Linked DNA regions of Homo sapiens: regions 2, 3, 4 and 5 are each linked to region 1. The links are chromatin loops, found by intact Hi-C in ENCODE. Cell type or tissue: Caco-2. All regions are shown on one strand. Links, peaks and the distances in the headings refer to the core of each region. The heading gives the core; the rest is flanking DNA. Region 1 overlaps MAML3 (mastermind like transcriptional coactivator 3). Region 2 overlaps MAML3 (mastermind like transcriptional coactivator 3). Region 3 overlaps MAML3 (mastermind like transcriptional coactivator 3). Region 4 overlaps MAML3 (mastermind like transcriptional coactivator 3). Region 5 overlaps MAML3 (mastermind like transcriptional coactivator 3).

The links. Hi-C counts contacts between places; a loop is a spot of excess contacts. Peaks named below come from ENCODE experiments on the same cell type or tissue, not always from the same donor. Only the 100,000 strongest peaks of a DNase experiment are listed, where the experiment ranks them.
Region 2: it touches region 1 in a loop (2.6-fold over the local background); 11 of 110 quality-filtered maps call a loop at or near these places.
Region 3: it touches region 1 in a loop (4-fold over the local background); 12 of 110 quality-filtered maps call a loop at or near these places.
Region 4: a loop joins it to region 1, with 7 times the contacts of the local background. A loop is called at or near these places in 3 of 110 quality-filtered maps.
Region 5: a loop joins it to region 1, with 5 times the contacts of the local background. A loop is called at or near these places in 3 of 110 quality-filtered maps.

What each region holds. Positions count from the first base shown.
Region 1 is chr4:140,135,502-140,141,395 of GRCh38, reverse strand. The region is part of intron 1 of MAML3 (mastermind like transcriptional coactivator 3); the gene reads left to right. It overlaps MAML3-AS1 (MAML3 antisense RNA 1), which reads right to left. Exons shown (of 5, transcript NR_147610.1): 4 at 4,608-4,767; 5 at 2,539-3,741. Among named protein-coding and RNA genes, the nearest start is that of MAML3-AS1, 10 kb to the right of the region's middle. In Caco-2, for the core only: no CTCF peak of the experiment used is centred there; DNase peaks (open chromatin) are centred at 2,775 and 3,585.
Region 2 is chr4:140,082,380-140,088,273 of GRCh38, reverse strand. The region is part of intron 1 of MAML3 (mastermind like transcriptional coactivator 3); the gene reads left to right. Among named protein-coding and RNA genes, the nearest start is that of MAML3-AS1, 43 kb to the left of the region's middle. In Caco-2, for the core only: no CTCF peak of the experiment used is centred there; a DNase peak (open chromatin) is centred at 2,883.
Region 3 is chr4:140,058,519-140,064,412 of GRCh38, reverse strand. The region is part of intron 1 of MAML3 (mastermind like transcriptional coactivator 3); the gene reads left to right. LOC124900783 (a long non-coding RNA gene) reads right to left here. Exons shown (of 3, transcript XR_007058278.1): 2 at 1,069-1,182; 3 at 648-744. Among named protein-coding and RNA genes, the nearest start is that of MAML3-AS1, 67 kb to the left of the region's middle. In Caco-2, for the core only: no CTCF peak of the experiment used is centred there; no DNase peak of the experiment used is centred there.
Region 4 is chr4:140,034,760-140,040,653 of GRCh38, reverse strand. The region is part of intron 1 of MAML3 (mastermind like transcriptional coactivator 3); the gene reads left to right. All of the region lies in intron 1 of LOC124900783 (a long non-coding RNA gene), which reads right to left. Among named protein-coding and RNA genes, the nearest start is that of MAML3-AS1, 90 kb to the left of the region's middle. In Caco-2, for the core only: no CTCF peak of the experiment used is centred there; a DNase peak (open chromatin) is centred at 3,063.
Region 5 is chr4:140,017,535-140,023,428 of GRCh38, reverse strand. The region is part of intron 1 of MAML3 (mastermind like transcriptional coactivator 3); the gene reads left to right. LOC124900783 (a long non-coding RNA gene) reads right to left here. Exons shown (of 3, transcript XR_007058278.1): 1 at 1-5,894. Among named protein-coding and RNA genes, the nearest start is that of MAML3-AS1, 110 kb to the left of the region's middle. In Caco-2, for the core only: no CTCF peak of the experiment used is centred there; DNase peaks (open chromatin) are centred at 3,268 and 3,918.

The sequences.
Region 1 (5,894 bases), core at 656-5,655:
TAATCCAGTCATCTGTGTAACATGGTAATAACAACCTGCTGACCTGGCCAACTGTAGAAAATGCATCAAAATGGACTTGCTTCGACAGGCACCTTATAGCATTTGTTTAGACAGTGAGAAGTCCTATCAGTTTTCATTATACACAGGTGCTGCAGTGGTCTGAAGACTGCCCTTCATCAGAGTTCTTAGTTATTTTGCTTTCCCTTTGGCATAGCAGCTCCCTTACACTAAGATAATAATAATTATCGTCTATATTTTCACAGTAGCTGGAGCAACCTGGCTCCAGAATCTGTGCTCTTGGCTACTATATTTTTCTGTCTTCACCTGACTGCAGTGTTTCTTCTTGAAAAGGTTGTCTGAGCAACTGCATTTTCTAAATAGCCGTGTTTTGGCAAAGAGCAGTTCTCATCTATTTGACTTTCCTTTATTGGTCTGAACAGGAGCCACAATTCAGGGACATGGTAGTGCTGGTTCTTGCCAGGCCCTGCTGTTTTATGATGAGGTCCCCAACTTTGCTGTCTCCTGGCCTCACATACCCCTGGCCTTGAATGTTTCTCCTCTCCCCATCTCCTGTCCCACCATATCATGTTCCACCTTTGTGACAGTGACAATAGGACCTGGAACCTTGTACAAGGTACATGTGGCAATGATTTGACCCAGAGAGATAAACCAAGGGTGGGAATGTACGTGATTCGGCGCCTAAACTTTATATGTCATTCTCTACCAAATGATTCCAATAAACTAAGTATTATGCTTCAATTTATGATCTAGATTTGGTTTAGCCTTTTTTTTGCCATTTAGCTGGGCCCATAGCATCTTATTGCTTCCTTCTTTATTCTGAACCTTTGGCTAGCTAAGTTAATGCAGCTATGTGCTCACTGTAAGCTTTAGGAAAGGGGGCTTCCTCATTCCATAGATAGCCAGGTGCCTTCTGTTTCAGTGGCTTAAATAGCAAAAGTTGGTTGTATACATAAAATTAAAAACTTCTCTCTTAATCTTGCACCTAGGCCATCCAGTATGATAAATTAAGAGATTCTTTTTTATTTTAATTTTAATTTTTTTTTTATTTTTTGAGACGGAATCTCACCCTGTCACCCAGGCTGGAGTGCAGTGGTGCGGTCTTCGCTCACTACAACCTCTGCCTCCTGGGTTCAGGCAATTCTCTTGCCTCAGCCTTCCGAGTAGCTGGGACTACAGGTGCGTGCCACCATGCCCGGCTAATTTTTTTGTGTTTTTAGTAGAGACAGGGTTTCACCATACTGGCCAGGCTGGTCTCGAACTCCTGACCTCGTGATCCACCCGCCTTGACCTCCCAAAGTGCTGGGATTATAGGCGTGAGCCACCGCGTCCGGCCCCAAATAAAGAGATTCTTAAAGGTGCTGCTCTGGTCATGCAATAAAATTTCAACCTACAACTTTTCCTTAATTCTTTAGTTTAGCTACTCTACTGTCCCTCTGAGGAGTGCCATCTTATTTTTTGTGTGTTTGCTTCTAATATTTCATGGTTCTATTTCTTTTATTTCTAGCACTAGAATGTTTTCTTTCAAGGATGACTTTCACCTATATGCAAGGTAGACAACTGTCTTGCATTTTGCATGACGTACACTTCCCTTTATATTGATTATAGATAAATGGTTATCTAAATGTTTTGAATACTAGTTATTTCATAGCTATCTGATTATAACAACTATTAGATAAAAACTATTTTCCAAAGACTATCGAGATTACAGCTGTTGCAATAAACATGTAATTTCTAATTCCTTTGGAAAACATTTTATTTTTATTTGAAAGAGTCCGGAGATGATTTATAATAGGTAATAAATGACTAAAATCAAATCTTAACCTTACTATGGATTTTGTTGTTGTTGTTAAGAGATAGGGTCTTGCTTTGTTTCCCAGGCTGGTCTCGAACTCCTGTTTTAAACTATCCTCCTGCCTTAGACTCCCAAAGTGCTGGGTTGATAGGCATGAGCCACTGTGCCCAGCTGGATTTTTGTTTTTAATATAACTCAAAAAGTGAGTGTTTCAGACCGTTTCTTTAAAGAAAAATGTGGCAAAGTTTCAAGACTATTCCAGCCTGGGCAACAGAGTGAGACTCTGTCTCAAAAGAAAAGAAAAAAAAAGACAACAGGGACTTGCTCTGTCACCCAGGCTGGAATGCAGTGGCACCATCTTAGCTCACTGCAGCCTCCAACTCCTGGGCTCAAGGGATTCTCCTGCTTCAGTCTCCTGAGTAGCTGGGACTACAGGTGCCTGCCACCATGCCCGGCTAATTTTTAAAATTTTTTGTAGAGATGGTTTCTCACTATGTTGCCCAGGCTGGTCTCAAACTCCTGATTTTAAGCGATCCTCCTGCCTTGGCCTCTCAAAGTGTTGGAATTACAGGCATGAGCCACTCTGCCTGGCCTAAAGGCTAATTTTGACAGAATAGCCAAATAGCCATATGAATTTATAAATAGGAGTATCTTGTTAACATATACGCAAAGAAATTTGAGATATGTCAGAATTCAACAAAATTTTCTGGATACTAAGTCAAAGAAGATATGAAATTTTAATTCTTTATTCTTGAGTTTGGGCTTCAGGATGCCTAAGTGATAATACTGCCAGAGTCCCCAGCTGGGGCAAAGCATAACATTCCCTTCCTATGCTGCCATCTTCTGTTCCTGGCTCCTTTTGTGCCCAGTTCTAATCCACTGTGGGACTTCAGTCCATCGTTTCCCCTCTCTCACTGGGGAGAGTGTGTGGCGATAGCAGTGGACTCCTTTGCCAAGCATGCAGGTGGCGTTTGTCTTTAATCACTTAAGGTATTTCCTCACGGTGGTGTGTGCAGATCAGCACCTCATGGGTTGTAACATTCTCTTACTATTCCCATCCTGCAGTAGCCCTCTGCCCGGAGATTCTCTGATGTTTGGTAAACAGAGGTGGTTTATATAAAGAAGCAACTTTCTCCGTTTAGAAGTTGTTATGGCTAAATGGTTGAAAATGTATTTTGCAGTTTAACTAGGAATTCTTAAATGGTTTGCAGCTGCTATTGGATTTTTTCACGTTCATTTTCTTCAATGAAGCATGGAGACAATGATTTTAGATTTGGATTTCATGCTACTTAATTCTTAGAACCTATTGAAGGAATATTTGAAAAAGTTGTTTGTGAAAATCGTAAATAACCACACTCAGAAATACTTCTGGCAAGTTGTATTTGTTAGAGTGGAATATGTCTGGATCCCACAGTGAACTAGGAACATGAAATGGTGACTTGGTGGGTGACAAAATGTGACAATCAGGGATGTCTGGCATTCAAGCTATTGAAATTTAAATGGGCTATTGCTTTTTTAGTGTTGGCTCCTGTTCTTAGATTTAAAGGATTTATATGAATCATTCAGGGGCTTTTTATTAACTTTCAGTTTGTGGTTGAGATTGGAATTGGAAGGTTCAGAAAGATGTAACAGTAGTTTCAAGTAAAGGAGCTTAATGATTGTGCCTGTGAGAATCATGCCTTCGTGCCCTCCACGGAGGCACAGGTTGTTTGTGTTACTGGTTTGGTAGGGTTCGTGTTTATCTGTGGTCTGGAATGTCAAAGGATTGCAGACTAGAGAACTTTGCTTTCCTCTTTATTCTGAAGTAATGGTGTAGGAGTTTCTGGTATTGACTTCTGGGGGTGGGGACCACCATATATGGAAGAAGAAAGGAGGATTGGCTGGCTTTGATATTCTCATCCACTTTTTCTAATGCCGTTTTCATTACTCTATTAACAAAGATAGTGCATACTTTGAATATTTATGTCTATCTTTTCCTTCAAAGTGTAATGCACACTTGTTTTCTTCAACTTTTTGTAATATATGTGTTTATGATACACTAAAGAGCAATAAATTTGAGGAGCGAGATAATTAGCTTTGACAGACTTACAGGAATGAGACTGTAAGAGGAAGAAGCAAGAGGATTGCTTAGAAAAATATTTGATTACTGGGCTTGAGGAAAATTATCTAGAAAGAAAATTTTCAATGTTAAAACCCACAACCATATGGGTGGCACAGGTTGTAGGAAGAAGTGACTACTTTTGTGACTTTTTGAAAAAAATTAAACTTTGTTTATAGTTTAAAAAATCTTCTTTAGGCCGGGCGCGGTGGCTCACGCCTGTAATCCCAGCACTTTGGGAGGCCGAGGTGGGCGGATCACGAGGTCAGGAGATCGAGACCATCTTGGCTAACACGGTGAAATCCCGTCTCTACTAAAAATATAAAAAATTAGCCGGGCGCGGTGGCGGGCGCCTGTAATCCCAGCTACTCAGGAGGCTGAGGCAGGAGAATGGCGTGAACCCGGGAGGCGGAGCCTGCAGTGAGCCGAGATAGCGCCACTGCAGTCCAGCCTGGGCGAAAGAACGAGACTCCGTCTCAAAAACAAAAACAAAAAATCTCCTTTAAAATTTTCAAAATAGAATTTTTAAATGGAGAAATTCAAAATACTGAATAATGAAATGGGAGGAAGAAAAAGCAACCCAGCCACTGGTGCTAAATTTCCTAAGGTTGTTCACATAGCCCTTTAACTTTAACCTCTTTCTTAGCATCATTGTTTATCATTTTTTGAGGAATCTTTGTTTAATAGCTAGCTTACCTTAAGAAATAGTTTTCCTTTCCCTTTGGTGGCTCATACATTTGGGGAAGTGACCTTCAAGAAACGTGACTCATTTTGCACCAACTTGACTTAGTCATCCATCCAGCCTCTCCCAATTTGGGGATCCTTTGCAAAGGGAATGATTAAACACTGCCCATGTCTATAAAGAGGGAGATTAACCATGGGTTCGGTTAAATTACTCCTAATATCGTACATTATTTTGTATTTTCTGGACTAATAAGAAAACTTGACAAAGTATAAGCGGTTGATTATGGCACAAAGTGGGGAGGGTTAAGATTCATGTCATCTGAGATAAACACGGCTCCAGTATCGCCATTATTTCTGTGGCCCTTTCTCCCTGGGTTAAATTATGCCCTCATCCACAATGGAGGTCATGATAATATGCGGTGGGGGAGGAGGGGAAGGGATGTATCTAGAACATTTTGGGATATACTGGGCTTATTGCTTATGAGAGAGGCAAGAGGAGGCTTTTTAGGGGAATTTCACTGAAAAATAAAATGTGCAGACACTTCACAGTCAAGGCTATGGGATGAATTACATTTGGCTCCTGCCACCTCTCAGCAGCAGGGTCTCTACACATGAACTAGGGAATTGCTTGAAGGAAGCCCCTCCCAGGAATGAGTGGGGAGAGCCAAAAGGTTTGGATTTCCCTATAAATTGAACCCACTGTCACCAGAGATCAGTGTGAGGGGCTCTGTTATAACGTCCAGCTTTTCTTCTGTCCACACCCAGGAGTTGCTCCTCTTCCTGCCACCCCATTCTTAAGTCTTTTGTTCCTTGAATAAATATTATGTGGTTTGGTGCTCATTACTCTTTGTTATGAAAAAAGGCAATTCATTAGGTTGAAGGAGAAGGGGGAGGGAGATAGCATTTTTCACCGGCGCATCAAGCGTGGTTACACTGATTTGAATTCCCAGAAAAGTAATAAAACAGTGAAAATAATGATAAAACAGCTCCTGGGCTGACAGCTGTGCAGCACATGGGGACACTGAAGACAGGCCCCACTGTTGCAGCAGGACAATATTGTGGAGCATATGGTGCCATGGCAAGCCAGTTGTTGAACTCCGTGGCTGGCTTTTGTTTGGGGAACTCTCTCGGCATTGGGTGTATGGTGGCTCTTCAGAGACGTCTAGTCTCATTGGCAAGAGGGCTCTTGGCCCCATGCCAGCCTTGCTGTACGGTGGCTGACCCAGGCCATGTGGAAAAGCTCATGCTTGGAAAACATTCACTCCTCCTTACTTTGGTCACTAATCAAATCATTTGTTC
Region 2 (5,894 bases), core at 354-5,353, 53 kb after region 1:
CTTCCTTTCTTCCTTACTTTTCTTTCTTTCCCTCCCTCCCGTCCTCCCTCCCTTCCTCCCTCCCATCACACTTTTTTGCCCAGGCTGGAGTGCAGTGGTGAGATCGTAGCTCACCATAACCTCGAACTCCTGGGCTCAAATGATCCTCCCTGTGTAGCTGGGACTACAGGTGTGCACCGCTATGCCCGGCTAATTTTTTAAATTTTTTTTGGAGTTGAGGTCTTGCGATGTCGCCCAAGCTGATCTCGAGCTCCTGGTCTCAAACAATCCTCCTGCCTCAGCTTGGCCAATTTTGTTTTCATGTGCTTATGTGTGAACCTGTTAACAAGTATTTATGCTTGATTGTTACTCATTTTCAGAAGGCTAAATATAATCTCATTTTCCTGAAGTAGAGAATTCTGTTTTTCATCGTAAAGAGTTGGTTGTATAGTTATGATTAAACAATTATTTTTGGCCCCTTCCTCCACCTATGACATGATTCAGTGCTTAAAAAGAGGCAGTGTGAGTAGTGAAGGAGACCCAGGATGAAATATAGATGATAAATTATCACCCTGAAAAGTACACACCCTCATTAGGAGCTGAAAGAACATATATTAAGACAACTTTAAAGTGAAGTTATATGCCTAAGACACTTTAAAAAAATAAATGTGAGTTTTAAACCCAGCGTTGATTAAAATGTGGAAAAACATCTTCACTTACACTTTGGTGATGTTTCTGTAAATGGGTACAATATATCCAGGAAAGAATTTCACAATAATTAAAAAGAGGTAAAACTTTATTGTTCGTAGCGTAGAAACCACAGGAAATTCCAAATCATTGTGAAGAATAAAGTTTCTCATGGTAGCATTATTTCCAGTGAAACTGAAACAGTGCAAATTCCCAAATAACAGAATGTCAAGGCAAATATTGCTTCGTAAGACAAAAATGTCTTTAGAATGGGATGCTATGGCAGGGATGAGTATATGAAGTCATATTCATTGAGAGGATATATAAGATAGCATGGACCCTCTGATTACTAGTAAAAGAGAACATCACTAGTAAAAGAGTCACACAAAAAATAGAAAATTTCAATTCTGAGTAAGGATTGGTAGGAGAATGTTTTGTATTTTCTTTTTTGAGATGGAGTCTTACTCTTGCCCAAGCTGGAATGCAATGGCACGATCTCAGCTCACTGCAACCTCCACCTCCCAGGTTCAAGCGATCCTCCTGCCTCAGCCGCCCTAGTATCTGGGGTTACAGGCACGCACCACTATGCCCGGCTAAGTTTTGTATTTTTAGTAGAGACGGGGTTTCGCCATGTTGGCCATGCCGGTCTCGAACTCCTGATCTCAGGTGATCCACCCACCTCACCCTCCCAAAGTGCTGGGATTACAGGCGTGAGCCACCGTGCCCGGCCTATTTTCATTCTTTTTTCAAAGTGAGCAATAGGGACATAGCTTAAAAGAAAGAAAATTTCTTTTTAAAATCTCTCTTTTTTTTCTCTACTCCTACGACAGGTTAGAAACAAAGAAAATTTCTAGTGAAATGGTTTAATGTTCATGGTCCCCTTCCCCTCTTCTCTCGTTCACCCCACCCCACCTTTAAGTGGTTCAGTTTACATTTAGGTTTACTCTATATTATGAGAGAGAGTAGGAGGATGAATTCACCATATTCGTGAGGGTCTGAACACTGGTACTTTAGTTCTGATTCTGCCATACCTGTAAGATCTTGAGCTGATCGCAAAATAATTGATATTTTAAATGCCTTTTTTTTTCCCTTAAAGAATGATTGAAATTTCTTCATCCTCTCTGTTCTCACATTGATACTGAGAAGATCGTTGGAATAAAGCATGTAAAACCACTTGAAGCATTTGGACGACGAGACAGTGTATTGTTTAACTCTATTGTGGGACAAAAGAAAATGAAAGAAATGGATACTGGAGATGACCTGTTTGAGTCCAAGCATGTGTGCTTATCAAAGTGAGATTCAAGGAAGAGAAGTTTCAGGGGACGCTGATGGGGCAGGGTCTTACCCAGACACATTTGTGAGGTAGCGCCTATGTGCGGATGGTGGAGGGTCAGATCAGCTATTCCCGCCTTAGAGCAACTTTGGACACATCACTGAAGCTTTTAATGTTTTATGTATATGTACAGAGAGATCCTCTTAAATTGGAAAACAAACATTTGAGGAGGGCCTGTAAGAGCCATTTCTTAGATTAGAAAAGACTTGTGCTGAATCCAAGAAAAGAAAACATCACGGTGAAATGGAAAGTTTACATGAGTTTTAGTTAGAGCCAAAATTTTCTTCACTAAAGTAAATTTAGACCAGTAGTAGTTAAAGGGGAAAGCATAAATTTTCCACTGGCAAAAATGATAGAGGCCAAGAAGAAATCTGTAGGACAAATGGCCACAGATATAAAATAATTAAAAAACGACGGTTTTCAGTGCAACTGGAGCTACGGTCTCTGAGAAAATTTGACTAATGAAGGCAGCAGCTACACCCAATAGGTAGGATTTTGGGTGTCTTATTCTTTATTTTGAAACTGTATTTATTATACATGAACATTGAAAGGTACCCGTGGGTTAAGCATGCTCTTGTGTGAGAGACAAGAAAAGCAATCGGAAGTATTTTCAGAATTCTTTTCATGCCCATGTGTTTGCCCGTTTTGGCCAAGCAGCTCTGGAAACAGCTGCCCTGACCCTTCTAAGAGGTTTGCATAAGGGCGCAGAGAATGGAGTTCGTAGCGAGTGGGAGGAACCAGTGCAGGTATCTATCATTTGTTTTCCTTTTCCTGAGTCAAATGGGGGCAAAGTAGAGAACCTTTTAGCTTCTGTACATGTGCACAGTGTGATTCAGGTAACCAGGGGTGGGGAATGGAGTAATTCCCTCCTCGGGTTTTATGAGGGTGCCCTGGGGCCTGCGCTCTGTCCCCTGGGAAACAGATCCAAACTAGGGTGTCCTTTGAAGTTACTGGCTGCTCCACTTAGACCAGCTCTATGACTGCAAAGCAAGATGAGTAACTGGTCGCAAATGTTTAACTACCCATTACCCGTTTGTTAAGAGCTTGGGAAGAAATACGCAAGGAAAACACAAAAACAGATGAGACAACAGGCATTTAGACCTTATTTGTTTCTTCGTGCTGTGGCTGGTATGTAAACAAACCCTTGATTTTGTGAACTCTGTTCACATCCTGCTAACAGCTTCACTGTGGTCTGGGGGCAGATACTGGGATGCCAGAAGCATCAGAGGGGATATTCAGGGGAGCATTTCCAAATTATCACCAAATGATAGCAACAGCAGCCACAACAAGGACTATAACCCAATGTAAACCGTTATAGCTATCCTCCCCTGCCGCCCCCCGATGTTTTTAAGGTTACATTGGACTAGGGTGATGCATTGTAGGGGAAAAAAAGGTAGTATTTTAAATACTAGACCTTTGTATTTTTCCCATCGTTTGACAAAACCTTGAACACAATGTGTTCAAGTCATTTGTTAGTCCTCAAAGTAGGTTAAAGGATTCTCTTTCTTTGGAAAAGTAAGTTTTGTTTCTGGGGCCCAAAAATAGTTGCTAAAATTTTTTCCATTTTGTTTGTTTTGTTTATGAGTCGTTTCATTTTGGAGGTCAGGAAATAAATGCTGGCGTTAGGTCGTGCTTCATAGTAACGAGGTGAAAAGTGGAATATTAGGAATAAAGTGGTGGGAAAGGAGGTAATGGGGAAATCTGAGACATAAATACTCAGATACAGGAAGTTGAAGAATTTAGGAATAAATAAACCTTCAAATGGCTGATCTAGTAGTGAAAATGTATAAAGAAATACACAGCATTACTGTTGTCTTTGAGGAGCCTGCCTGATATTTAGGGTGGCAGTGTGCCAGGTTTCATACCTTCATTCCCTGTGTATACGTGCACATTAGGTTGTGCACGTGGCAACAAACCATCAAAAATAGTTGAGAAGAGTTTTGTAAACAAATAAAATATTTAAGTGATTGTAACAAGACAAGTAGGCCTGGCTGTAAAGTTGTGTCTGCCACTAAAGGGTAAATCCCTGAGTAGTCATCGGCCCTTTGCTTGTCTAGTAATTTAGATTTTCAGAAAGCGTTTGATAAAGTTTCTCTCACGTGCATATTATCAGATAATAGTAATCATTCATTCATGCATTCATCCAATAAATACTTACTGAGTGCTAAGTGATGGTGACATATTATAGATTTCAGATTTCTAGAAATAACCAGAACTGGGGAGATGGGGTTGGCCATTCTCTGCTGGCAGGAGGGTGAGTTCCATTATTCTCTCTCTCTCTCTCTCTCTCTCTCTCTCTCTCTCTCTGTGTGTGTGTGTGTGTGTGTGTGTGTGTGTGTGTGCGCGCGTGTGTGTTTCAATCTAGGGTGTTTCTTTTGCCGTTGGGCTTTTCTGTAGCCTACAGGAGTCAGTGTGTTGGGGCGAACTTAAGGCCTGGAGGAGGAGTGGAGTGGGCCAAATGCTTGTAAACTGCCTGGGAGAGAGGTAGAGAATGGCAAGTGGATCTAAAACAAAATAAAATACCCAGACCCTGCTGTTGGCAAAACATCAATTGGCCTAGTTAATACAGGGGAAACTTAGGGGAACCTTCTGGTTAGACTGAGAGGTAAAACTAAAGAATAACTGGAGTTGCCAGAAAAGTGGATGGTAGCATGATGTCATAAATTTGACAGGCAGACCTGCATGTTAGGAAAAGCACACGGTTCAGGAAAGGCTCAAGTGTCAGGTCTGAGAAGCCCAAATAGCATTTATGTGCAAACAAGGAACATATCCATCTGTATTCCTTCCTGTTTTTCTGACTACTTAAGATTCCATATTAGATGCTCCTGACCTCCCTAAATCTGGCCCAGGGCAAGAAGGGTGACTGTGCATTGGAATGGCATGCATGGGAGTGCTCATTTATTCAGAAATCATTTGCAGAGCAGCAACCATGTATTAGTTATATGTGTAAAAGTAGTGGGCATTTTCTTCCAGCACCTAAGAGGAGTGGGCAATGTGGGGAAAGATAGGGGAAATGTTTTACAGATGCCACAAAGATGAAGCTTCTTTCAGAAGGTGAGCTGTAATGTAGTGGAAAGAGACAGACAAGACCTGAGCTTTATTTGCGGTTCTTTACTTACTAGCTAGGTTCTGAGCCTTCGATTCTTTTCCATAAAATGGAGATAATAATTTCTATCCTTTTCCCTCCTAGATTTGTTGTAAACATGAAACTATTCATAGAAAGAATACAGAGTAAACTGTTAAGCACTATATACATGTTTGTATAATCAGACGATTGTTTTCAAAAAGTAGTAATAGCACACCCTGAGCGGTTAGAGTTGCTGATGAACCTTGCCTGTTTTCAGGGATTGCCTCCTTGGTGGAGCATCATGAGTCCAGTTCACTTGTAAATAGAACCTTCCCTGGTTCTTTTTGAATTTAGGGCTACTGGTACGAGCTCAGCCCCGGTGGGACCCAGGAGTTTCACAGTGGTCTCCAACTTCGGGATTTCTGACAAGCTCCTAATACAGTTTATTTAAAAAAAAAAAAAATCCTAGAGTGGTTGAGTTGCCTTCTGGGGAAAGCCTGGTGGGGGTGCGTTGGTGCCTTGGGATGAGCAGGACTTTGTGCCCGCCCCGTGTGAACTTTTACTTCCTGACAGCAATAGAGATGGACTTGCCTGTGAGGTCGGGAGCTGTATGCTGGGGACTGCAAAGGCCATGCCTTGGTATGGGCTAGTGGCCATAGTAACGACACTACTGTGGGCAGAGCTCCATGTTAGGCCCAACAGGCAACCAGGCAGGGAGGAAGGACGCTGGGAAGCAAATACAGGCAAACAGCATCTTCAGATGTGGAGGTGGTCCCAGCCAGTACTGCAGGCCCACCTTCCTCTCAGAGGCAGTCGCTGCTTTGGCCA
Region 3 (5,894 bases), core at 648-5,647, 77 kb after region 1:
CATTTCATCTTATCAAAACGCAAAAGGCTTTGAATGTCCTGCTTACATTTCCCCTGGCATGAGTGTTATATCAGAATGCTAAGATACCTTGCTTATGAAATAATTGGATTTACCTCTCAATTCAGTCATTGCAGTAGGTACTTTATAGAATACATTTTTTTTCCTGAAATACCTCCACAATGACCATAGATTCTTCAAAGAACCAAATCAAAGGGGATTGTTTGAAATTTAGAAAGCAGAGGCCCATTTATGTGATTAAATATGGATTAGAACCAAATTATTAAAATACAAAGTTTACGTCTGATTTTCCCCAGTAAGAAGTGGGGACGATGTAAGAAATGGGGACAAGGTAAGAAATGGAGTTTTCCCAGGAGTTCTAAGGAGGAGAAGGGGTCTAAGAAGATACAGGGTGTGTCTTGATGCTTGATGAGCACATTCTTAAATAACCTCTTTCAGCATGCCTAGTGTGACTTATTTCATATCCACCTATAGCATCTGTTTGTATATTCAGTGTTCTAGAGAGCACCACACAACGTATCATAGTGCTACCGTATGTTTAGCAAAATCTTGGGCTAAAAGAAAGACAACTTGAAATCTTTCCTTTTACTTTTTTTTTTTAAAGCAAGCAAGCAAACAAATAAACAAAGTAAGAAGTAAAGAAGACATTTATAGTGTTCCAGATGGTCAGTTACTGTCAGTTACAGTATTTCAGTCTTCTGCTGGAAGATTCTAACTTCATGATGTCTGCAAATAAGAAGATGATGTGTGTTTTAAACAAGCTTAAATAATAACTGTAAAGACCCCAAAGCAAGCTATAAAAGGGAATATTGGCCCCTGTGGGAAGTAAATTGGGAAATCCATTAAGGCTACCCAAAATGTGGACCAGGTAGGAAGCAGAGATAGTGCTGAGAGGGCCCCACAGTGAGTGTGTGGGAGGAGGACAGGGGACCTCTCTTACCAGGGACACTGGCAGGCTTTGGCTTTCCAGACAGAATGGCATGACTTGAGTCACTTGTCTTCCTGATTATTTCCTAGGAAGGATCTATCTATGCATCTTTAAATACTGACGGCTTATTACAGTCCTGTCCTCCTCTTGAGATTCATTTTCTCTCTCTGTGGCTTTCATTCCCTCTCTGTGTCTCTGTCTTCTAAGTTTTGAGTTCCGGCCTGGCTGTCTCTTTCCTGCATGGTCAAGAGATATTAATAAAAATAGGTAAAATTGTTTGGCTTTGAAATCCAGCGAACTTGAGTTCTGGCCATGCTTCTTAATAGCCCTATGGTCTTAAGCAGATTACTCAATAGCAAATTGCCTCTGTTTTCTCATCTAGAATGGGGCTAATAATACTTGCATCATGTTGTGAGGAGCTAAGTAAATAATGTATATAAAATGTTTAGCACAGTGCCTGGCACATAGCAAATATTTAATGAGTGGTAATACTTTCTATGAAAAATATTAAGATAAATGTTGCAGTTACTCACTTGTAAACTACAGAAACGTGTTTATCGACCAGAATTCAGTATCCAGCAACCTCTTCTCCTGATGAGTAGACTCAAGGAAGTACTGTGCAGTTGAGGAAATAAGTGGAAAAGACTTCTACATAACCAAAATAGATACTCAAAATCTATGTCCTGGAACTGTGCACTTTCCTCATAGCGGTGCTTTTCCCATTCCTAAGCAGTTGTTTACTCATTTCATCCTACCTATTTGTATTGTATATGTGATTTTAGCAACTGCAACAACTGATTTCTAAGCTTATAGCAGATTAGATACAGCAAATTAGAAGAGAGTAGAACTAACAAAGGCAGCTACCTGGTGGGCAGAAATAAATAATAATAGCAAGTAGTAGGAAAACCCATTGAAAGCAGACAGAAAACTCTCAGAGCGCAGCAATTTAGAGTCATTTAGTAGCTGACACTGGTCGTTAAACCTTAGCCTCCATCACAGTCATCTTGTGGGCTTGCTTAAACATAGATAGCGTGGCCCTGCCCCAAGAATATCTGATTTAATAGGTCTGGGAGGGGTCTGAGTACAGTATTTGCAGTTCTGTCAAGGTGATGCCAGTGCTGCTGGTCCTGGAACCATGATGGTGTGGGAGACAGTTCACCACTGCCTGTTAAACTGTCTGATTTTCATGATCCAGAGATCAAGAAAAAAGTTTAATTTTGTTCATGTTCTCTGCTTAAGAAGGCAAAAGGGTCTGAAGGTATGTTACTCAAAATAATTTTTTAAAAAAACCTTTTTCAGTGTGTGAGGAGGGAAACTTTGAACTATCCAGAAGAGAGATTGCTGTCCACAGTGATGCGTCATCTGAGGCTCCTAAGTAACCAAGTCTGCTGGGTGTTGTTATAATGGGGGCGGGAGGTATCTGTTCCTACTTGACAATGCTATTTATGGTTTTTTGGAGGTATTTGTGTTGGGGATTGCTGTACATTCTCCTCCTTTCTTAGTGACTTTCTAGACAAAAAGACTTCAGAAACAGATGTTTTTTTCTGCCACACCAACTGTCTGATTCAATGTAGCTCTCATAAATAGTTGAGTTTGTTTCAGTAACAATGTCAAAACACTGGGCTCTGTGGCAGTTGCATATACAGGCACCATATTGTCATTCTCTTCTCAGTTCCTTTTGCCAGTTAGTGGTAATTTCTGCCAACACCAAATGAAGTCTAAGTAACAAGCTTTGGACTAAGGTGACCGCTTCTGAGAGAAGCAACAGCCTTCCTCATGAAAACCATTTCCATTCTGAACATCATATTTTCTTATTTTTCATTAAATAGGTGAAAACTATGTCTAGGTTGGCACAAATTTTTACTGGCCAAGGTTGTATTTTAGTAACTGCATGCAAACTTGGTCTTGTTACTTGCCTTGAGTTGACGTACTGGAATTCTTGCATCATGGTGAACTTTGATCATTGTTTTGATTACAGAAATCCTTCAGAATTCTTTCATACCAGAACTTCTAAGAACAGCATTTTGTTTCCTGCCAATCTTAGCTGTGCTAGATTGCTGTCTTCCTCCTGTATCAGAGGCAGTATGTTTTTTGACTAGACAGTGAATGCAGTCTCCCATATCGTAGTTAGGAGGTTACTTTCATTAGGCAGATCTCTCTCTCTGATAAATCTCCTTGGTGCACTGAACTGTTTAACTTACTTAGGGACTGTGTTTTCTTTTGAGTCCGATTCCTGTAAAAAGCGATGACTGTTCCCAGGGTGTTCACTGAAAAATGAAATACGGCTCTAGGATTTGGTGCTGGTGGCTGAGGGAACAGGAAAAATAAAGGGAAGATGAGTAGAGCTTTGACAATCCAATTCTGCTTGTGGGGACCACGTAGAAGTCCACATCAAACGTGCGTGCCTTTTTGTCACTCCTGACTGTATAAAACCTGAGCCATCATATTTCTTCATGGTAACTTGGAATGAAAACAAAGATTTCTGGGGCTCCAGTTGCTGCTTTTCCCTTCCTATTTAACTTAGCAGATGATGCTCTGCTGAATTTCAGCTAGAACCTGGGCCCTGTGACTGAAATCCAATGGCATATGTATGTAGATTTCCACTATTATATGTGGTCACGCTGATTGTTATATTAATATCGTAATTAGGAATAGGTCAAACATTTTACTTTTATATGAATAACAAAATATTCAATACCTGTATTTAAATGAATTCTAGAATATTTGAGGGCATCAGAATATCATTTATAATAGTGACATTTTACTTAGGCAATGGTTATTCAAACACTATTTTATAACATTAATAAAGGATCTGACACTCTTTGTAGGAGAAATCCGTAAAATAAGCAAGACTGTTAACTTTCCTTTTAATTTAGTGTCTGTCTTTGAAATGGCATTCTATGCATTTGCTGTGACTAGACATGCCCTGTTCAAAGATCTAATGCCCTGTTCAAAGAAATTCTTATAATGTTTTTCAGAACTGTGTTACTGAGCTGTATTGGGGAAGCATATTGGGGGTTAAATTAAGAGAACTTAGCCCATCTTGATTCACAGGCCTGACTTTGATTTCAGGCTTGTGACTTTTTTTTTTTTTTTTTTTTGAGACAGAGTCTTACTCTGTCGCCCAGGCTGGAGTGCAACGGCACGATCTCAGCTCACTGCAACCTCCCCCTCCCGGGTTCAAGCAATTCTCCTGCCTCAGCCTCCTGAGTAGCTGGGATTACAGGCACCCGCCACCACACTCGGCTAATTTTTGTATTTTTAATAGAGACTGGGTTTCACCGTGTTGACCAGGCTTGTCTCGAACTCCTGACTTCAGGTGATCCACCCGCCTCAGCCTCCCAAAGTGCTGGGATTACAGGCGTGAGCCACTGCGCCCAGCCTAGGCTTGTAGCTTCTAATGGCTCTATTGTTCCTTTGTTTTGATGTCCTTGCAAACCCCAGCTAAACTTTTCTAGACCTTTATTAATTGAAATAAAAATAGATATTCTATCATATATATCACATCATATCAAAAATTGGGGATCTTTTGACTTTCATATATCATAATTATTTTGTTGGAGAAAAACATTTTTGCCAATGCTTTAGATGCCTTTTGCTGTTCTTTTTGAAAAAGATGCATATTTGATTTTGCCATTATAATGCTATAGAAACCCTGACAATTTCTGCAAAACTAACAAATCCTTTAATTTTTTCCTATATCTTATCTTGGTCTTTAGCTCTTGTAGACACACTTAAAATTATATAGGTCAGTTTTCACCCCAGCCTCCTCTCAGTGAGGAATATGCTAATATGAATTTATGAAATTTGACCTATATCAGACTATCTTCTGGCCTAGATGTGGTAATTCCTTTCTTGACATTCAGCCATTTCTTTATGCATTTCTTTTATGAGTTTTTAAAATAATAAGTATTTTTAAAATCTCCTTAATAATCAGATAATGAGAATGTCAGAGCATTTCTTTTCACCTTTGCCCTAAATCATCCTCAGTCAGCAGCTGTTCCTGAGCACATTCCTTAGGAACTGGGTGTTATCAGATGTTTGAAACTTTTCCATCCATAAGTCTGTGTACAGTAAAGAGAAGTGATTTCCTTCAGGGAAAGGAACACCCTCCCTGCCAGCAGGCATTGCTCTCAGAAGTGTTCATTGAATCCCCACTTTGCCTTGTGACTGTGTTGATTTTACCTGGTATGCTCCCGTGACTGTGCTAGGGATATTACAATGAGTAAGAAAGAGGTTTTCTTTTCTTCCTCAAGCTTAAAGATGCCCTAAAGCTTTTGGTAATATAAAGGTACCTGTTTCTTTGCTTCTTTTAGACAGATTTTTTTTAAATGAAAGTAAAGCTCCAGTAGAAATAATGAGAGTTGTCCTAGAAAGCACTGCCTTCTGATTCTGCTCTGCATTTAAATAATCTAGGCAAAAGTGAAATCACATTGAAAAAAACAATCTTCACCTGAATCACAGTGTTGTTCAGCATATGCAGAAGAACAGATGCCATTACCGGCGTTTTATATAGAAGATGCCATCTTCTCAGGAGAAAACATAGCCCCAGACTCTTCTTTCATTTGTCTCATACCGATTCTCTTTTTCTTTTTCTTCCTTTATTCTCTGTTCTAACTGTGTTTGGATTTCTTATTGGGCCAATAACATGAAGGTCCTTGTTTAGACCCAAAGGATTAATTCAGAAGAACAGGAAAAAAATTATAAAACAAATTAAATGCTCAAATAGGAGACTAATGAAACAAAATGATAGTGGATTAAAATAATGGGAATACCAGAAAGCTAGAACATGATGAGTTAGACACTATGTTAAAACATGAGAACATGAAATAACTGAGACAGGCAAGATACAAATACTAAGAAAATATAGATTAACAATAATGCCATATATATATATATACATGTATTATATCTAACAATATAATTTTATTATATATAATATATGTGA
Region 4 (5,894 bases), core at 571-5,570, 100 kb after region 1:
ATTATAATGTCCTTTTGTTCATCACCGTACCCTGTATTGTTGATTTTTTGAAGGGGTGTGCTTTGAAGTTTCTAATTTCTGTTGAATGTAATATTTTAGTGTGGCGCCCAAGGGCTAGAGGAAGGAGGGATGGACAGATTGGTGGATATCAACCATATAAACGTTGTGTAGGAGAGGGAGAGTTGCATTACTTGTTGATGTTCAGGTGGGAGGGACCCTTGTCCTCTACCTGGAGATGAGTTCTGTTTGTGAATCCCACATAATTTTTGAAGACTGCACTTGATGAGTACCTCCCTCTCTGGAGTTTAGGCAAGTTTTAAGATGTGTCCCGGAGTTCACGGTATATTTCTTTGTTTCCCTTTGCCTCCCACCCAATAGCCATTCACTCTTTCAGATGATTGGAGCTGCTCTCAACACTACAATGGAATAGAAATGAAAATGGGAAAACATTCCTGCCTTCAAGGATCTTGTTAGATGCTCTCTCTCCCACTTCTTCTCCCTGTGTGTCTCTGAGACCAGATATAAGTAAATACCTATAAAGGAAAAAAGTCAGAATTCGGTAGCACCCCACCCCTTTCCTGGGCCTTTTCGACCCTAACCCCTCTCTTGTTGACTGCATTCTGGTCTCACTGGTCTGTCCTCTCATGTCTTTGTGCACTCCATTTTCCTCATTCACTTATTTAGTTTCTGTGAGTGTGCGTTGTTTGCCCGCTCCAGCAGTAGCAAATGAGTTGGCCTTTGAACTTCCTGCGTGTTTCCATTTCTTTCTTGAGGGGTAGGGATAAGAGGAGAGGTTGATAGTGGTGATAATAGAGTATCTTTGCTCCTAAAAGGTAAAAGAGGAAAATCCCAGGCATTGTACAGCAGTGCACTAGCACCCATGTCAGAGTAGCTCTTGTTGCTTGGTGCGTATTAACTCTGGGACAATCCACTGAAGTGGCCTCTTTGTCAAATGCATGCCTGGCCCTGCATTCAGACAGCATTGCAGGGCAGTATGAAATACAGAGATGGAATGAGACAAGCAGTGGCAATGCCATGTCACCTGCACAGTCGGGGTGGGTGGGCTGTGCCTACAGTGCTATGGGGGTCAAGAGGAGGAGCAGATAACGAAAGCCTCTGGGAGAGGAGACATAACCTTCAAGGTTAGGGGCCTGGTGATTCAGAGAATGGTAATGCTTCTGATCAAGGCATGTTTAGTCCTCAGACCACTCATGGCACAAGGGTAAAGACCACCATGCATGGTCAGCCATGGTTCCATGGCTGTGGGCTGTGGGAGTTAGTGGGCCTGTGGATTTCCGCTAGAACATGCCCAATTGACCGTACCAGGGAGCAGTCCAGCAGACAGGTTGGGACATGATAGGACTGTCATCCAAAGCTTCAGCGATGCTTCCTGAAATTTCTGTGAGGCTGGTGTGGTTCTCCCCTTTGAATTTACTCTTCTTTCTGTGATTTCCCTCAGTCTTCATCCCAAGAAAGTTATGGCATTGTGTTTAATTTGCCTTAATTTATCTTTTCTTTTTTTTCTTTTTTTTAGACGGAGTCTTGCTCTGTCTCTCAGGCTGGAGTGCAGTGGCACGATCGATCTCGACTCACTGCAACCTCCACCTCCCAGGTTCAAGGGATTCTCCTGCCTCATCCTCCCGAGTAGCTGGGATCATAGGCGCATGCTGCCACACCTGGCTAATTTTTTGTATTTTTAGTAGCCCGTGTTAGCCAGGATGGTCTCGGATCTCCTGACCTCGTGATCTGCCCACCTCAGCCTCCCAAAGTGCTGGGATTACAAGCATGAGCCACCACGCCCAGGCCTTATCTTAGTATTATTCCTGTATATGCAGAAGTTGCCCTGTCGTTGCAGCTGTCATTTCACAAGCACCTTCATGAATAATAATAGCCGAGCTTGCAAGTGCTAGCCTCTGTTCCCTGTGTTTTATGTAGACTAACTCTTAATTATTGTCATAACCCTGGGAGGTAGGGACTATTATCCTCTTTTACAGATGGGGAAGCTGAGGTACAGGGCATTCAGTACTTGTCCAAAGTCACACGTGTAGTAAGTAGCAGAGCTGGCATTATGGACCCAGGCAATCTGGCCTAGGAGCCATTGCTCTAAATATGTGTGATACTTCCTCAGGACAAACAGTGATCATGTTTGGCCCTAGGAAGTCAGGGAAGGAAAACATATAATCCTTGCCACCAGTAGAGAAAAAAGACACACCCATAAAAATATCAGAAGCCATGTAGGATCTCTCCATACTGATGTGCTGCCTGTTTTGTTTGCTTTTATCAGTCCAAATATTTTTCTTTGGAGCCACAAGAGGTGCACCATTGCCAGCCAGCTGGGTGACCTTGGACAATTCATTTCACTCCCTGCCGTATCTGTAAAATGCAGGTGTGAGATCAAATCATCTTCAGGGTCCTTTCCAGCTCTGAAGTTCTGTGGTTCTGTGGTTTTGGAATGTTTTTGCGTAAAGCACTTGGCAGCACTAGAAACAGTCAGCATTTCCGAGTGCATTTCTTTCTGACTCTCTTCTTCACCCATGTAGAATTTCTGAAGTATCCTGTGATCTTTATTAATCACATAGGGACTGTCATCTTCTCAGACTAGTGGAATGGCTAAGGTGCCCTCTGCAGAAGATATCTTAGCTAATGTTCTCATTACTGACTAATTGGCTAACGAGACTTCTCTCACATTGCATTTAGGCTGATTGATAGTTTTCTATCACCTGATGGGTGGAATGGACAGCCAAACCAATTATCACCACAAAGAGAGCCCCATACAGCAGAGCAGTGTAGCTCGAGACAAAGGGCCCTTATAGATTATGTCTAATCAGGGTGCCTGCTGAGAGTTTGTTAAACAAAATGATTTTCTGAAAAGTACAGTTTAACATGCGTTGAAATACACGTACCTTAGGGTCATATGTAACTCAGTGGGCCTTGTCTTATTGAAAGCAATGTGTTTCTGATTATGTAAATATGGATAGCCTGCATAACTAGTTAGCTGTATAACTAACACTAGTTAGCTTTGTGCTGAATGAAGACGTGCGTTTGTTTGTTCAAAACTGAAGCTGCAGGCCTCCTGTGAGTCACATTGTGGGAGACATGCTCTACTTAGATGGAATCTTGTAGACATAGGGCATTACTCAGATTCCTTTTTGTATTTTCTTTTCATGTTGCTCAGGCTATTTAAAGGAAATAATATTCAGGTCACTTGCTTAGTCATTTAAATTGAGTCCATTTCTTTGTAGCTAATGCATTAATTTATTGAAATCTCTATTTAAAGTGCAAACTCCAGTTTTAGAGCAGAAAGATAATAATGTGCTAAGGATTCGTGTTAAAACCTAACCTGAGGAACTTCTTGATCCGTTCTTAGTTTGTTTTTTGTTTTGTTGCTGTTTTGTTTTTGTTTTTTTTTTTTCAAGCAGAGGGTCAGAAGTCATTTATAGTGCTTCCCTATACACAGTCTTGAGCTTCAGGTTTTCTGGGAACAAAAACATCAGGGTTCTTAGTGCCTCACTTTCCCAGTAATCTACTGAACTGTGTTATATGATCGTCAGTGGACTAAAAGATACCAGTGAATTAATATAAAGTCTTTTAGTTCTATTTCCCCCAAGCAGGGCCACAGCGATGTCAGCTGGGATCCTTGGAACTTGTGACAATATCAGTCTGATATAAATTCTTGTGTTGAAGCAAGTTTCAGTATTGGAAAGTGGGACTGAAGAGCACAGAGCACTGACCATAGCAGCAGCATGTACCATAGTGTGCTTCTGAGCCACCGTCATCTTCAAGGTGTTTTCTAAAATACACACCAAGAGTTGGATTCTAAAGATTGGCTCTAGGAGACAAACTTTTGGGAAAAGAAGTGAAAGAAAGCATGGTTATTTTTATAACTTAACAATTTTCCAGTAAATTATTCTTGTCTGACTGTTAAATAGAGGGACAGAGGAAGAAAGGATATGCCACTTGGAATGGGAAAAGGAGGGCTGGAGCACAAAATTGGCCGTGGTTGAGGTAGAAAATAGGCAGCTGTTCTTCTCATCTTCTCCTGAGCCTTCTGCTCCAGGAGATTCCTGCTGGAGCTGTGCTTGGACTCTCTGGCACACCGTACAGTCTACACTGAGCCATCAAAGAAGTTGCAGGAGAGGTGCTGATCTAGCTCAGCACCCGACTTGAAAGGGTCATTGTGTGGCACAGCAGTGGCATGGCTGTTTTCAAGGGAGCAGGTTTTTAATCGCGGTAGCTGTTTCATCCTCCCTGTAGTATTCTCTGACAGTGAAGATGGAGCCAGTAAATACTCATGTTCCTGCATGCTGGGTGACGGAGGTCTTGCTTTACATCCCTCTCTCCAGCTGCTGTGTCCACTTGAGGCAAATGTATCCAGGAAAGCAGTGAGGCAGGCAACGACAGGGGCCATTGGTAGATGTTCCCTTGGCTCATTTTAATACATACTGCGTCAGAATGGGCCTCACATGTATTAGAAATCACACACACTTGTTATTCAATGAAAACCTTGACTGACACTGTGTGTAAGCTCAGTTAACAGCAGAAGTACTGTTGACAACAGAATAAGGCTGTAACAGTGGCCAGTCATTTAGAAAAGGAATCGGTCCTAATCCTTACTTTCCTGTATAATCTATTCCCTTTCGTGGATATGCTTTGTTTCTGGTTTGAGTTCATCTCAATTCATTCTCAACTATGCTCTTTGTTCTTTGAACTCCCCAGTAAGAAATACATCAGGATAGAACTCTACCCAAAAAGTAGATAATGTGTTCCGAAGGGAATTAAACTAAAGCATTACCGTTCAACCTCAGGTAGAGCAATTTGGTGCTAAACTTTATTAATGTTAGTTTTTTGTTTTTGGGTTTTTTTTTTTTTTTGAGACGGAGTCTCGCTCTGTTGCCCAGGCTGGAGTGCAGTGGTGCAGTCTCGGCTCACTGCAACCTCCACCTCCCGGGTTCAAGCGATTCTCCTGTCTCAGCCTCCTGGGTAGCTGGCGTGCCACCACGCCCGGCTAAATTTTTGTATTTTTAGTAGACGGGTTTTCACTGTGTTAGCCAGGATGGTCTTGATCTCCTGACCTCGTGATCTACCTGCTTGGCCTCCCAAAGTGCTGGGATTACAGGCGTGAGCCACTGTGCCCAGCAATGTTAGCATTTTAATGGAAAGATTTTTACATATATTCCCTAGAGGTAAGGATGTGGTTTGTAATTTAAAAGCTATATGTTATTAAGTGATGATTGCAGTAATTATACTATTGGATAAAACAAGGAGGAAAACCTGGGTCCTGTGTTCAGATATCTGATTTGGAAAGGACTCCGTTGATTTCACATATTTGGAACATGAACTTTCTGTTTTTCAGGGTTTCACCTTAGAATTTCCTTGGCTTGGCCGGGCGTGGTGGCTCATACTTCTAATCCCAGCACTTTTGGAGACTGAGGCAGGTGTGTCACTTGAGGTCAGGAGTTCGAAACCAGCCTTGCCAACATGGTGAAACCCTGTCTCAACTAAAAATACGAAAAAATTAGCCAGGCATGGTGTGGCAGGCACCTGTAATCCCAGCTACTCAGGAGGGTGAGACAGGAGAATTGCTTGTACCTGGGAGGCAGAGGTTGCAGTGAGCCGAGATCATGCTACTGCACTCCAGCCTGGGCAATAGAGCAAGACTCCATCTCAAAAAAGAACTTCCTTGGTTCATATTGTTGGACAACTGAATACATTTTTAGCTTGTGTCTGGTAACTGTTTCCCAGTGGGGTTTGTAGATGTTGCTTTGCCTGCCTCTACCCATGTATAACCTCCATCAATATGTTATTTGATTTGGTTGTATATTATTAACTGGAACTTCCTGGAATTAGACAAGCAGGGATTCAAACTACAATCAAATAATAGCAATGCCCTCTTT
Region 5 (5,894 bases), core at 646-5,645, 120 kb after region 1:
TGAGGTGGGCTTAGCAGGAGGGCACATGCTCACTCACCAAGAGTGTATCCACAGACCTCAGCTTCCATGCGCATTGATGATGGCCATGGAAGCACATGGGTTGAAAATACCCTTAGAGCTGCATGACTGGACAGAACGTCTAGCTATTATGTGGTCCATCTCTCAGGAAATTGAAGTCCAGGGAAGCTGGGCAACTTCTCTAAATCACACAGGAAAATAAGATAGGAACTTGATTTGCTCTCTTCCTGGTTCAGAGTTCTCAGTATCATTCTGCACAAAGATGTGAATAGGGGTTAGGTAAAAAGGATTATATGGTCAAAAGGCTTGGGAAAACCTGGGTTCCATATATTATACAGGTGTCTTTCCTGCAAGATGTCTCAGAGCCTTCAATATCTTAAAAGGGGGATTATTATGCAGCATTTCTCAGATTTATTTGACCATGGAACCCCTTTCTTCACTGAATATGCTTTGGGTAAAAGCTACTCTGTGCTGTCCCTTACTTGAATAGAGTATACAACATAAGAACTGAGAGAGAAAGTCACAGCATAAGCTCATAATATTTATAATAGCCATCTTGACCTGTATTTGAACTAGGGTTATACATTCTTCTATTGAGTTAGTAGTGACAGATGAAGACAAGGAAGGAAAGGTAAAAATTGATTAAACTGCTTATTTAGTGGGCAGAGGGAAAAAGAGATGGGCATATTTTGTCTATTCTCAATTCCTTGAATCTTATAAAGAAGAGATGAATTTTTCTTCTGACTGTGCCTCCTGTCCCATTGCTTCTTGTCTGGCCTACACACATTTTGCTATTTCTAGAACCAAGTTAATACATTGTTCTTTGCTGGGCATCTTATTGATCTTCCATGTTATTAATATTCACTTTTGGCTGCCAGATTAGCTCTAATGAACCATTTACATTTATTTTTAGCACACTTAGAAAGTTGGGACGTATTATCCAGATTGCATTCTACTGTGCAGGAATTGTATCTACAAATAATGAGAAGTCTTACTTTCCTCCTTTTTCCGATTTCCCTTACTTTAACTTTACCCCAAACAGAAATAAAGGAAGTCTTCAATTTATGAACAGGCTGTTCCAATAGTTTTTTGGGGGTAACTCAGAATTTATGTTCCCATAAAAACAGTGTTCCTAGGCTAACCCACTAAAAAAACATTTTACCCATAGTGATTTTAAAAGTATACATTTACATGTTATTTACAACAAAAGGGAAGCAATTTGGTTTCACACATCATAGAATGTATTTACCCCTATTTGAAACAGGTCCTCCTCTCTCATGCTCACACTCACTTGCTGGAATTTGCAACTTCCCTTGGGTCCCTCCAGGGCTGTGGCACCGTCTAGAGTAGGGCTGGACCAAGAACTCTGGAGCCAGACTGTTGAGGTTAGCACTCCATCTCTGCTACTTCTGTGTCCTGGTAGGCTATGTTACCTTTTGGTGTCCCAGTTCCCATATCTCTAAAATGGGGATAATAATGGTATCCATCTCATAAGGCACCTGACACGTAGAAAAGTGCTAATAGGTATTTGCTCTCATTATGATGACAGTGCTGATGGAGTGGGGTGGACCTGATGGGGCAGTGGGATTCAGGACAGGACTTAAGCCAAACAAAACTGGAGGAAGGATTGGGATCAGTGGCACCAGGAAGCGGAGGAAGAAGGGAGGTTGGTGAGTGGATTCAGGAACGTTAAACTGGATAAAGAAGAGAAAGAAGAAAGAAATGAGATTCCCAATGCAGTTATGACCTGAGTAGGATTGGAGAAAAAGGAATCAGAGAGGGAAGAGAAATTCTTGGGTCATTGTTTTAAAAATAAGGAAAAAAAATTAGGTAAGGAATATGGGTAGATATTTTTGCCACTTTTCAGCTTCAAGACGTAGATCTAATTACTTAGCTACTTTGAACCTTATAAATTGGGAATAATAGTATTAACCTTGCAGGGATGTATAAAGATTAGAATAGTGTATCCAAAATGCCTGGCACACATTAGGTAGGCCCTCAATAAATGATGATATTTGTTCTTACATAAAGGTTATGCTGCTGAAGTACTTCCAGCAAATCATTCTTTTTTTCCAGCCCTAGTTAATTTCTATTGCTTAAGTAGTCCATACTCACTTCTAAAAGGTAGAAAATTAAAAATAGTTAAGTAACTTATCTAAGCTCACACAGTAATGGAATGGTTAAACTGGGATTCAGAGCTTGCAAGTGTAACTCCAGAGCCCGTTCTCCTAAATAACACACATATTTGTAAGTCCCAGCAGGTACAGTTGTTTTATTTCATATGGCTATAGCTACAGAAGAGAAGCAGTCTTCTTTTCTCCACGTATTGTCTATTTTCATCTCTCTGTAACTCCTTGGGTACTTTAAAAATGAAAAAGTGACCTACACCTTTGTTTCTCTGGATCGGATGTCATCTAGGAAGTATGTATTTGGCTTCAGTTTGTTTCACTGGCAGTTTTTTGCAACTATCAGAGGATGGAATTTTGCTTTGTCATCTGACCCAAGCACAAACTTAGGTAAATTTATGAGAACGGGCCAATTTCTACAGAAAAGCTGACTCTAGTGAAAGATTTTTCTTCCCCAAGTCAATTTTTTAATTTGTATTTGATCTGTTCTGCATGGTGTTTGGCCCTCCTCTTTGCAAGTTTTGCAATTTCACTGTCCAACAAGCAGTATCTGGTAGGAGTTTTAATAAGACTCTTCACCCTTCTTTGTGCTCAAGAAAATATTGTCAGCACTCTTCCATTCCCTCAGAAACAGGATCCCACCCACTCTGACATAGCTGTTCCACACAAGAAACCAAACATGTAAACCCTAAACAAAGAGAGTTTGATGCCAAGGGTTACTTTTTCTCTTTATTCTGTAATATATTTATACACTTTTGCTCAATATCAAACTATTTGAAGTCATTATAAATAAATCCAGAAATATGTGCTTTATAGCCTCAATATGAGCAAATACCAGGCCAGAACTGACCAAATGCACAAACAAAAAAAAAAATCAGCCTCAAATTAGATTTCATGGTGCAATTATTTCATATATTTCTGAAAACTGTTCTTTTAAAATATCTACTGTTTTCTTCCATCTTTTCAATTGTCTCCAAGTCTTCTGCCACCCCCACCTAGAAAAAGAGTCTTTTGTTTGCATTAGGACATTTACATAGGCATTTCTTTTCTGGAGAAATATGACAGCAGCTGAGATAGCACAGGCCTTGTTAATACTTAACACTGAATAAACAGGGCAGGTAATGACCATTGTAATACTTCCAAATGCAGTACAGCAACACAGTTGACAAAGGTCAGGAGGGAAAAAAAATAGCATTGGTGTTTGCAGTGGGAAGAATCTTCTGAAATGAGACTTGAGAAAACAAGGCATATGTCCTGTGTCTTAAAGCCTTTGTTGAAGGGAAGACTACCAAGCTCCCTCAGAACTGGTGTTCCAAGATTTGTAATCTCAATACTGAGAAAGATGGAAACATAAGGACAAACTTTAGTACTAGGAAATCCTCACAGTACCCAGGGCTTTAATATTTCGTCATATAAATTAGGCAGTCAGGTCAACCTACCTAAATATTGTATTAAAGGCACCCTTTTATACCAACTTCGCCCAAAACACTCCCAGCTGCTCATTGTACACTGAAGTTACACAGTGTATCTTTTCAAGGACCTTGCAGTCTTTGTGAAAAGGACTTCGGTGCTTCCAAGAGTAGCTCTCAGGAGACACCTCTTAGATGAGGTGTTGTTTTCTGGAAAGGTGCCTAAGTTCCTAGATTGTATAGCAGTGGAAAGATTGAGGCTCTAACATATATTTCAGAGAGCTGCCTTATGTTGTTGGCCGTGTTCATAAGCAAGATCCAGTCATCTGGGTGAATGAGGAGCTGCCCATCTTCCTAGGCCAGAGGCTTAAGAGTCTATTTGTTCATGCATTCATTCCTCACTCATTAGGTATTTATAGAGTAGCATCTGCTATGGGTCAGGCTGTTTTCTCAGCGCTGGGGATAAATAGTGAACAAAACATTGTCAAAGAGCTTTGGGTCTAGTGGGGAAGACAGACAAGTAAACAGATCATTGTAATATGGTGAAGTAATTAATTACAGGGTGACTAAGGTATACTTCACTCAGGCTTCTGAGGGACCTGCAAAGGTTTTACATAAAAAGTGTCTTTGAAGCCCAAAGATTTATTAGGATTTTGTCAGTGTTGTGTAGGGAGAGTTTTCTAAACTGAAAAAACATATCCAAATCCCTGGAAAAAGAATATGGTCAGTTAGGGGAACTGAAAGTAGTTCAGTGTGGGCGGAGGGCAGAGTTAACCTAAAAGATTAGTGAACAGAAAAACAATTAGAACCCAAGTTTGTCAAGAGGTTGAGGTTTAAACAACAATTTGGAAAAGAGAAAAAAAATTATTCTTCAGTTACTAATTTTGCACATATTAGCAATTTGAATTGAGAGGTTTTGTAAGACTTCATTTATTTTTAAGTATTTTTTCATTTTTCTTGTCTTTTTTATTTCTAGTTTATTGTCAGTTATGACTGCTCTGTGTTAATTATAATTATGAAAAGTTGAGAAAACATATATGTGCCCCAACATTAAGGGATTAGTTACATAAGTTATAATAAGTTAAAAACACTATGTCCCAAAACATTATATACAAAACATTAAACTAAGCCCATTTATTTAAAACATAAAATCATAAAAACATGATTAGCAGAAACCATTTCTATTTTATCTTCTTGCCTCTCTAACTGCAAAGTACCTGATAATAGACTTCCAAAAATTCTTGTGGATGAATTAATGAATGAATGGAAAAAAAGTAAGCATGGCTGCAAGCAACTATTAGACTTTACCTTCCACAAAGAAATGCAGAAAAGTTGACAGAATATTTTGATTATTATTTGCTTGGAGTTTGTAACTCGGGGCCAAATACCTGTCCTTTGCTTTTTCCTATTCCTTCCATGTAGTGACATTATTAATATATTAAGATAAACAAGATTGTTTTCTTCTTTAAAACATTTGCTCTTTCACTGCTACAAAAATATTATAGTTTATGCTTTTGTTTGATCTTTCCATGAGTAGATACATGTGTATTTGTTTCTAATATTTGCACATTCATTTTCCACTTTGACATTGTGTAAAGGGTTTTGGTTTTTTTATTATGCGTTATACATTTGTTTGGCTTTTGTGCGGTTACATATACCAGCAGAAGCTGCCACATAGAAAAGGGGAGCACCCAGAGGTTTAAATTAGAATCTGAGTAGTTCTCAAATTAAAATTTTAGGTTATTTGAATTGGAGATAGCTACACCAGCAGTTGTCTGTAGAAACCCAATTAGACTTAATAGAAAATTAACCCCACCCTAACTAGCACTAATAATCTAGCGTATTCATTCCTTTTTGTATTTTTAAAATTAACCTTTTTATTTTGAGATAACTAGATTCACATGCAGTTGTAAGGCATGATACAGACACATCTCATGTATTCTTAGCCCAATTCCCCCAAATGGTAATATTTTAAAAAACTATAATACAGTCTATCAACCAGGGTATTAACATTGATACAATCAAGATACAGAACATTTCCCTAACCACTAGAATCTCTCATATTGCCCTGTTATAGCTACACCTATTTTTCCTCTATCCCCCTTTCTTAACCACTAGATACTCATTTTTATAATTTTGTCATTTCAAGAATGTTATATAAACAGAATCACATACTGTAAACTTTTGGGATAGGTTTTTTCTTTTTTTCGCCTGCTCAGCATGATTCTCTGTTGTGTGTATCAATAGTTCATTCCTTTTTATTGCTGAGTAGTATGCCATAGTATGGATATGCAATACTTTGTTTAAGCATTCATCCCTTGAAAGATAATTTGTTTTTTAT